Regions from separate parts of the Homo sapiens genome. Here region 1 is linked to region 2. A link is a contact called in ENCODE Hi-C data. All regions are on one chromosome and are shown on one strand. The core of a region is the stretch at or near the end of the contact, and the rest is flanking DNA. Distances in the headings are between cores, read along the strand shown. Region 1 has its middle 20 kb from the start of KBTBD8. Region 2 holds the start of PSMD6 (proteasome 26S subunit, non-ATPase 6).

The links. A loop is a pair of places that touch in the nucleus more often than their neighbours do. Pooled maps may share reads with other maps.
Region 1: a pooled map shows a loop between it and region 2 (2.4-fold over the local background). The contact joins the enhancer-like site here to the promoter of PSMD6 in region 2. A Hi-C loop is called at or near these places in 2 of 50 pooled maps.

What each region holds. Positions count from the first base shown.
Region 1 is chr3:67,016,823-67,020,522 of GRCh38, forward strand. No RefSeq gene overlaps it. Among named protein-coding and RNA genes, the nearest start is that of KBTBD8, 20 kb to the left of the region's middle. RefSeq lists an enhancer at 1,572-1,621. Within about 2 kb of position 1,774, at least 3 of the 41 ENCODE cell types and tissues checked have a DNase peak (open chromatin) inside an H3K27ac peak, as active enhancers do.
Region 2 is chr3:64,020,966-64,024,808 of GRCh38, forward strand. PSMD6 (proteasome 26S subunit, non-ATPase 6) reads right to left here and starts at 2,529. Exons shown (of 8, transcript NM_014814.3): 1 at 2,310-2,529; 2 at 1,353-1,558. The coding sequence starts at 2,454. It overlaps LOC105377121 (a long non-coding RNA gene), which reads left to right and starts at 3,110. Exons shown (of 3, transcript XR_940906.3): 1 at 3,110-3,186; 2 at 3,660-3,777. RefSeq lists enhancers at 1,831-2,453, 2,138-2,487, 2,454-3,075 and a silencer at 2,638-2,737.

The sequences.
Region 1 (3,700 bases), core at 524-3,023, 3.0 Mb after region 2:
AGCCAAGTGCAAGAGATGAAAACCAATTGCTGTGAATTAAGGTGCAGGTGGAGGATGTGAGTGGGTGTCAGTGGGTGAGAGTGCAGGTGCTTCCCCAGGAAGCCTGCAGGTGAGGAGATTCTGAGACGTGGAGGTGCTGGAGAAATAATATTTTTTTAAAAATCAGAACATTTAGGCCTTTTCAATAAAAATGGGAAATGAGAAATATCCTTGCAAAAAGTCAAAATCTTTTCCATTTCTAGACTATTCCCGGTTGAGAGTTCTGCAGTATACCCGTTAACCCCAAAAGTTAAAGAGATTAGGGATATGCAAAAACATGCAAAGAGGCAGGACTGATGAAAGACAAACCCCTAGAAATAGGAGCAGAGTGAAAAAAGAGAAAATCCTGACCCAGAGAGAGGTAGACACACTTTCTATAGCCTCTTACATTTCTGAAAAAGAATGAAAATAGTAAGAGTTTTTGCAACTTCTTGCTACTTTGCCCCAGAGCCAAATATGGTTCCCACCCCTGACCCAAAACATCTGGTTTGTGATAAGGGCTCAATTATCCTGTGCTTTCTAAAGTATGTGGTGGGTGTGGTGATGGCAGGAGTCAACAGGCAGAAGAATGGATGAGCTAATCAGAGCATGCATACGTGAAAGTAAAGAGGACAAGGGTCCTCTCACTTGGTGTTTGTGTAGCTGGAGATGACAGGGAGATGACACCTATCACTCAGGGGCCTGCCCCAGTGAGTGGGGAGTTTCATGGATCTCACCTCAAGTTGTACAAGTATATGTCCTGGGGCAATTTTGATTCACAATTTATAAAATCATGGTAGGATTTTATAATTTTATTTTATAACTTTACCCTATAGCTGCAGGCAGAAAAAAGAGGAGAGTAATTTTGATATGTGTATATAGGCTTTTTTTTCACTTTATATGAATTGTTTATTCATATCTTTTCCTCATTTTTCCTTTTTAAAATTTCATTTAAGTTCCGGGATACACGAGGTTTTTATATTCATATATAAATGTGATACACAGCAAAATACTTGCATCAGTATCTGTGTATCCTTCTTGAAGGTTTCTAAGAAATTGGTTATAATTTTCTTTTTAATCTACATTTTACTATTCCAAAAATTAAAATGCTATCCACACTTTACTGGGCACTGACCTGTGTGAGGTTGATTTCCATGGTAGCATGAAAAAATATATCTATCCTGTTTTGCATGACAAAACATATCTATCATACTTACATATATGATAACAACGACCCATGTGAAAAATAATATCTATGAGACACTGACTAATATCTTATTCTTGCATATCACTTTCTAGTTTTTGAAATGCTTTGGTATCTGTTATCTTTTTGGTTCCTACTACCGGTGCTGCAGCCATCTGTCATTGTCCCCCTTTTACTTTTGAAGAAACAAAGAAACAGAAAAGGAGTTGTTAAACTTAGGGATCAAACTTAGCTGTAAATGAAAGCAGACCTGTTAATTTCCTCCCACTCCCTAGTGAGCAGGGACCCAGGAAGATGGCCCGAATGGTTATATTCAAAGGCAGAACGTGGAGGTGCTGGGACTGCAGACCTTCTTGCTGGTCAAGGAGCCAGTTTGGGATGTAAAGTGAGTGAGTTCACTTTTGGAAGAGCTGAGTTTCAAGTGACAGAGGATCACTATGTATAGATTACTGTGCCGAGAAACAGCCAGGATGGGTGTGGAGACAGGAAACTGAATGAAGGTGATAGGTCAGGCGAAGATGTGGAGTTGGCAGTCACCCAAATACCGGTCAGCGCTCAAGGCACTTACAGAGGGAACGAGAAGAGCCCGGGTGAGAGCCAAGCGTCGGAGGGCCCACGTGAGGACTTAAGGAAGGGGAAGAGAGCATTTCAAAGAGCCAAGGACAGAGAGGTCCTGGGAGAAGCAGGAGCATAGCCTTGAGAAAGGAAAGAGGCTGCATGTGAAGGGAAAACTTGGTGTTCAGAATGAAGACGGCTCCTGAAAACTCAGTTCAACCTTTTGTTCATCAAATGTTCACTGTTAAGTGCAGGTTTTAAATTTGGACTCTGAAAAATGGTTTCTTCATATAGAATAGTGATATGAATGATTTCATTCACTGGAACATCTCACCGCCTAACCAGTGACTCAGAGGAACTTTCCTCTGTTAATGAGTGTGGCCTTCCTCTCCGCTCACCCTTCTGCACCTTGACACGGGACACTGCTCCTCTTCTGTGTCTGAGTCTGCTTGGATTTGAAGCTCCCCAAGGGCAAGGACCCTTTATCTCGAGTGTGTACTGAGCGCGGATCATGGTGCTTGACAGACAGGGGTCCCTCAACCAATTCAAGGAACAATGGCATGAATATCCCGCTTCTGCTTTCCGGCGGTTTAGTTTTCCTCTCTGGGACTCTCTGACTCCATATTTCCCGTTGTTTGGAAAGATACATTTGCAGGCTTAGCCGTGATTGGCAAACATTTTTATATGGGGCTTGGCATTTTAACATCTGGAAAAGTTGTGAAATCAATTAGCTGCAGATAAAGATGGACAGATGGAAATATCTGGTGGTTTTCTGCACATCGGCTATGCAAATAATCAGACCATTGCTTATTGTGCTACACTTGGACTCTGTTTTACCAGATTTTAGGAAGAGTATTGTTTTTTGTTTTGGAGCATGAGCACTCAGTCAGGACATAGAAATACCATCTCCTACTGAAAAGGGGACTGGGTGTAAACGTGGAGTATTTATCAGTGTGGAGTTTTCATACACTTTTCCGACAGGCTTATCAAATCTCTCTGGAAAATTTAGGTTTTTGTTTCATTCAAACAATGATGCAGTTGCATTGATTCTATTCTATCATGTATGTATGGTGGAGGAGGGCAAAGAAAGATAAAATTAACAGACTGGAGAAGGGGATGAGAACTAGGCGCTTGAAAGGGAATTGTTAAACTTGCTGGATCAAACTTTGCTTTAGCTTAAATGAAAAGAGACATTTTATCAATTTCCTGTGAGTGGGGACCCAAAAGGATGGCCTGATTGGTTATATTCAAAATAATGAAATTATTTCCCCTCCTACATCTGAGTTACAATATTAAAGCTTTGCAACCTGCTTTGTGCTGCATATATATCCTTTAGATTCCTAGATGGGCTTCCACATGTGATTAAAAATGCTCATTCCCCTCCCTTCCCTCATCTCTGCTAATATATATTGAAGCCACTGTGCCATTGCTTTCTAGCAGCCAGTGCTACTACGGATAAGTTGCAGGTTATTCTGTTTCCCTGACCTTTGTAAATTTCCTCTCTCTTTTTCTTTTTTTCTGGAATCTTATAGAATCTTCTATTTTCCTTTATATTCTGAAATTTCACAATATATGCCTAGGTTTATGGATTTTTCATGTGATATACTGGCACTGGGAAATTCTCCTGTCATTTATTTGATAATTTATTCCCCTGTGTTCTTGCTTGCTTTCTTTCTGAAATTCCTATTAGATATTGAATTTCTTAGATATGTTTGTTCTCGTATTTCTCTGTTTCTCAATCTCTTTCTACTTTCTAGAAGATTTTCTTGATTGAAGTTTTCAACTCTTCTAATAACTCAGCTACTGTTTTTTTTTTGATTTGCAAGAAGTTGTTTTTGTTTTATGATTATTCTTTTTATGGCAATCTAATAAATATTCTTTTCTTATGCATAAAATATTTTCTTGTATTTCTCTGAGAATCCT
Region 2 (3,843 bases), core at 1,279-3,778:
CAATTAAATTTCAAAGATCCAGTAATGGTGAGTACCCCTCTGGTGCCCTGATGGTGGAGTAAGCTGGCTGCTATGCAGAACAACTGGCCACACATATTTAAAAAAAAGAAGAAAAAAAAAAACTGTTCATTGTCCCGGCGATTTTGTTTCATATACTATACCCTAGAGAAACACTAGCATATACACACAGAGACATACATAAGCATATTTTTACAGCAGCAGTTTGCTAAAGCAAAAACAGATGAAAACAACACATATGTCCAACAACAGCTGAACAGGCAAATAAACTATGCCAGAGCTAGCTCTACAGTGGAACATTAGGCAGCAGTTAACCAGGATGAGCCAGATTTATGTATGTTGGCATGGAAAAGACCTCTTAAATATAATGCTGAATGAAAAGGGCAAACAGGACTACACTAATACACTATGATCCTATGTACTTAAAAAAAAAATTCTGTAGAATTAAAAATTTCTGCAAGTATTAACTTTTTTAAAAATTGGTTCTTTCATTGAGCATTTATATTCTTTTACATATAAAATTTTACGTAAAAAAGATTTTATGACCGGGTGCACTGGCTCACGCCTATAATCCCAGCACTTTCGGAGGCCGAGACAGGTGGATCACCTGAGGTCAGGAGTTCGAGACTAGCCTGGCCAACATGTTGAAATCCAGTCTCTACTAATAATACAAAAAAATTAGCTGGGTGTGGTGGCGCACGCCTGTAATCTCAACTACTCGGGAGGCTGAGGGAGGAGAATCGATTGAACCCAGCAGGTGGAGGTTGCAGTGAGCCAAGATCACTCCATTGTACTCCAGCCTGGGTGGCAAGAGTGAAACTCCGTCTCAAAAAAAAAAAAAAAATTACCAAAAAGTTTGCATAAATGCACAATAAAAGAACTGAAAAGCCTATCCCTGGGCAGGTACAGAGTAAAGAAAGATAACAGAACTTCAGCATTTACTATACTGTTTCTTAGTTTCTGCTAAGTATTACTCGTGTAAAGTACTAAAGACACCAGAACCAGTGCTTCCCAACCAAGTGAGAAAACTGCTGAAAATGATCCCAATTTTGTAAAAGCAGTAAATAAAATTCTCTAGATGTACACTTACGTTTTTATCGGCATGGGGTGAAATGGGGAAGAATACAGCCCTAGCTGCTGTTTGGGGAAATGACAAGGCATTTCATGGAGACGACTTTTTCATCTTTACATTGATTCACCAGTACAAGCAAGCATGATTACCTTTATACTTTTTCTAAAACGAAGTTAATTTTTTTAATGAGAAACGATTACCTGGAATAGTCTCCAATTTTAGCCTATACTAACTACAGAGAGGGAAAACCATCTCTACTCACTTTGTCACCTATCCGGCAGAGGTACTCGGCCTTTGCCATCATTGCATCGCGAATTTCGCTCTCTCCTAGATTCTTCTCTGCATCTTCCAGCTCCTCATCCAAACGCTTCAACTCATCTTCATTTGCCTTCTTCATTTTATTGAGTAGGTCCACGTCTATCTGCCAGTCGAGGGATTTGCACAAGGCTTCATAGTAAGGAGCCATGTCTAACATGCAAAAAGAGGGATGTGTGAGTGGGGACACTTGTGCCCTCAAGTCAAAGTCTGCCCACGTATTTCACCCCCCGCCCCGCCACAAGTCATCCACCAGTCTCTTCCCCACTAACAGGAAGGCATGCGATGGCGCTTAATAATCGGCTTGGCAAAACATAAACGTATGCTGGTGGGAGGTTTGCGTGACGGCCAATCCTGGCAATGCCAACCTCTACTAGGGCTGGAGGGAGGGCAATCCTCGGTTTGCTCTTGCCGGATTCTGTTCCAAAAGTCTTCAAACAGGGAAAGACTTTTTATACACACATACTCACATACATATGTTCAAACATACACATTCACTACAGAAGGGCCAGAAAGAACCGAACCCAAATTTCCCTTCCACAGGCAAGCTGAACTCTCCCACAGGAATACCCCGCGCCCGGGAGCAGTCCCCACTGACAGAAAGTCACGGGGCCTTTACTCTGTGCCTAGCACAGGGGTAAATATTAATGCCTCACGATTCTCCCCCAAGCTGCCCTTACAGGGGAAGGCGGCACAGAGAGATGCAGACCCCGCTGAGGCAAGTCGAGGTCCCCCAGGGTATCCCCAAACCAAAGCAAAACCCTAAGGGCCGGAGAAGCCAGGCCTGGTCTCTGAGACCCCGTCAGAGGGGTCTGGAGCTCCATCAAAAAAAGTCCCCGCAGGCTCCGGAACGCGGGGACGGCCCAGGCCTAGGCCGCTGACTCGGCGCTCGTGCGGGCCTCACTGTTATCGCGGACGGCCGCCATCAGCTCGTCGCGCACGGCAGCGTCTCCGCGGTGCTCGGGCAGGCTGAGCAGGAAGCGCAGCTGCGCGATACGCAAGTCGGGGTTCTTGGGCAGACCCTCCTCCTCCAGGTTCTCCAGCGGCATCGCGGCGAAGGGGACAGCGGCTGACAGGACACAACTTGGTTACGACCGGCTGCGGCAGCGGAAGCGGGAGGAGTCGGCGAATACGCCCGGCCGCCTGCGGCCCGGCTTCCGGTCCCGTCTCCGCCGGCAGCGTCCTCTGCTGGACACCTCCGGGAACGCCTCACCCGGCCTGGGCGCCTGCGCCCCTGTGTGGTCACGGGGGCTTTTCCACCCTCAAGGCCCCCTGCGGAGTCCCAGAGTGGGTGCAGCCCAACTCAAAAGCCCAATTTCTTGAATCTCTTTCTCACTCCCTTTTTAGCTATTTTACTTTCCGTTTGTAACTGATGGGAGCTTAAAATTTTTTGAAAACTGAAAATGTAATAACAGCATTAATAAAAACAATCACCATAGTTTGTCGAGTCGTTACTCTCATTCATCTTATTAAAATCATCTTCATGCTGCGAGGTAGTACTATTAGCCTATTTAGTAGGTAAGACAAATGAGGCACAAAGAGGTTAGGGAAACAGACCAACCAAGGTCATGTAACAGCCATGTCGCAAGGCCTAAATGAAAACCCCTATCTAGAACTCTAAAATCCACATTCTTTCTGCGGTTTTAAGAAGAAAAAAAAACTGCACCCAGGATTCTACGTCATAGTACAACAGCATCATCGTTTTGTTTACACATAAATTAAATCATTACATGCCTGCATTTTCAGCTTCCTTTTGTTCACATTGCTACAGATCTTCAGAGGTGGTAATCTTTACATTAAATTCCTTTTTTTTTTGAAACGGAGTCTTGCCCTGTCACCCAGGCTGGAGTGCAGTGGCACAATCTTGGCTCACTGCAACCTCTGCCTCCCAGCTTCAATCGATTCTCCTGCCTCAGCCTCCCAAGTAGCTGGGATTACAGGCCTGCACCACCATGCCGGGCTAATTTTTGTATTTTTAGTAGAGACGGGGTTTCACCATGTTGGCCAGGCTGGTCTTGACCTTCTGACCTCAAGTGATTCCCCCGCCTCAGTCGTCCAAAGTGCTGGGATTACAGGTGTGGGCCACCATGCCTGGCCTAAATTCCATCTAATGGATTTACCATAATTTACTTTCACTCTTCCCTCTGTTAGAGGTGTCTTTAGGTTGACCAGAGTTTTTACTTACCTAATATAAAAACTTGGATGAAGACTTTGGATGTCTAGATCACTTCATGTTTTGCATCTTTTTCCTTAGCATAAAATCCCATGAAGGAATAACGGACAAAGGGAAGAAGGATTTTGTGACTTGGGGATATTTAATGTTAAATGGTTTTCCAAAAGAGCTGAACCAGTTTACACAGCTGCTGAAACAGGTGAGACTGCCACATCTCACAGGCAGTAGGCATCATCACATAATTTAAATCTATTATTTGTTTCTA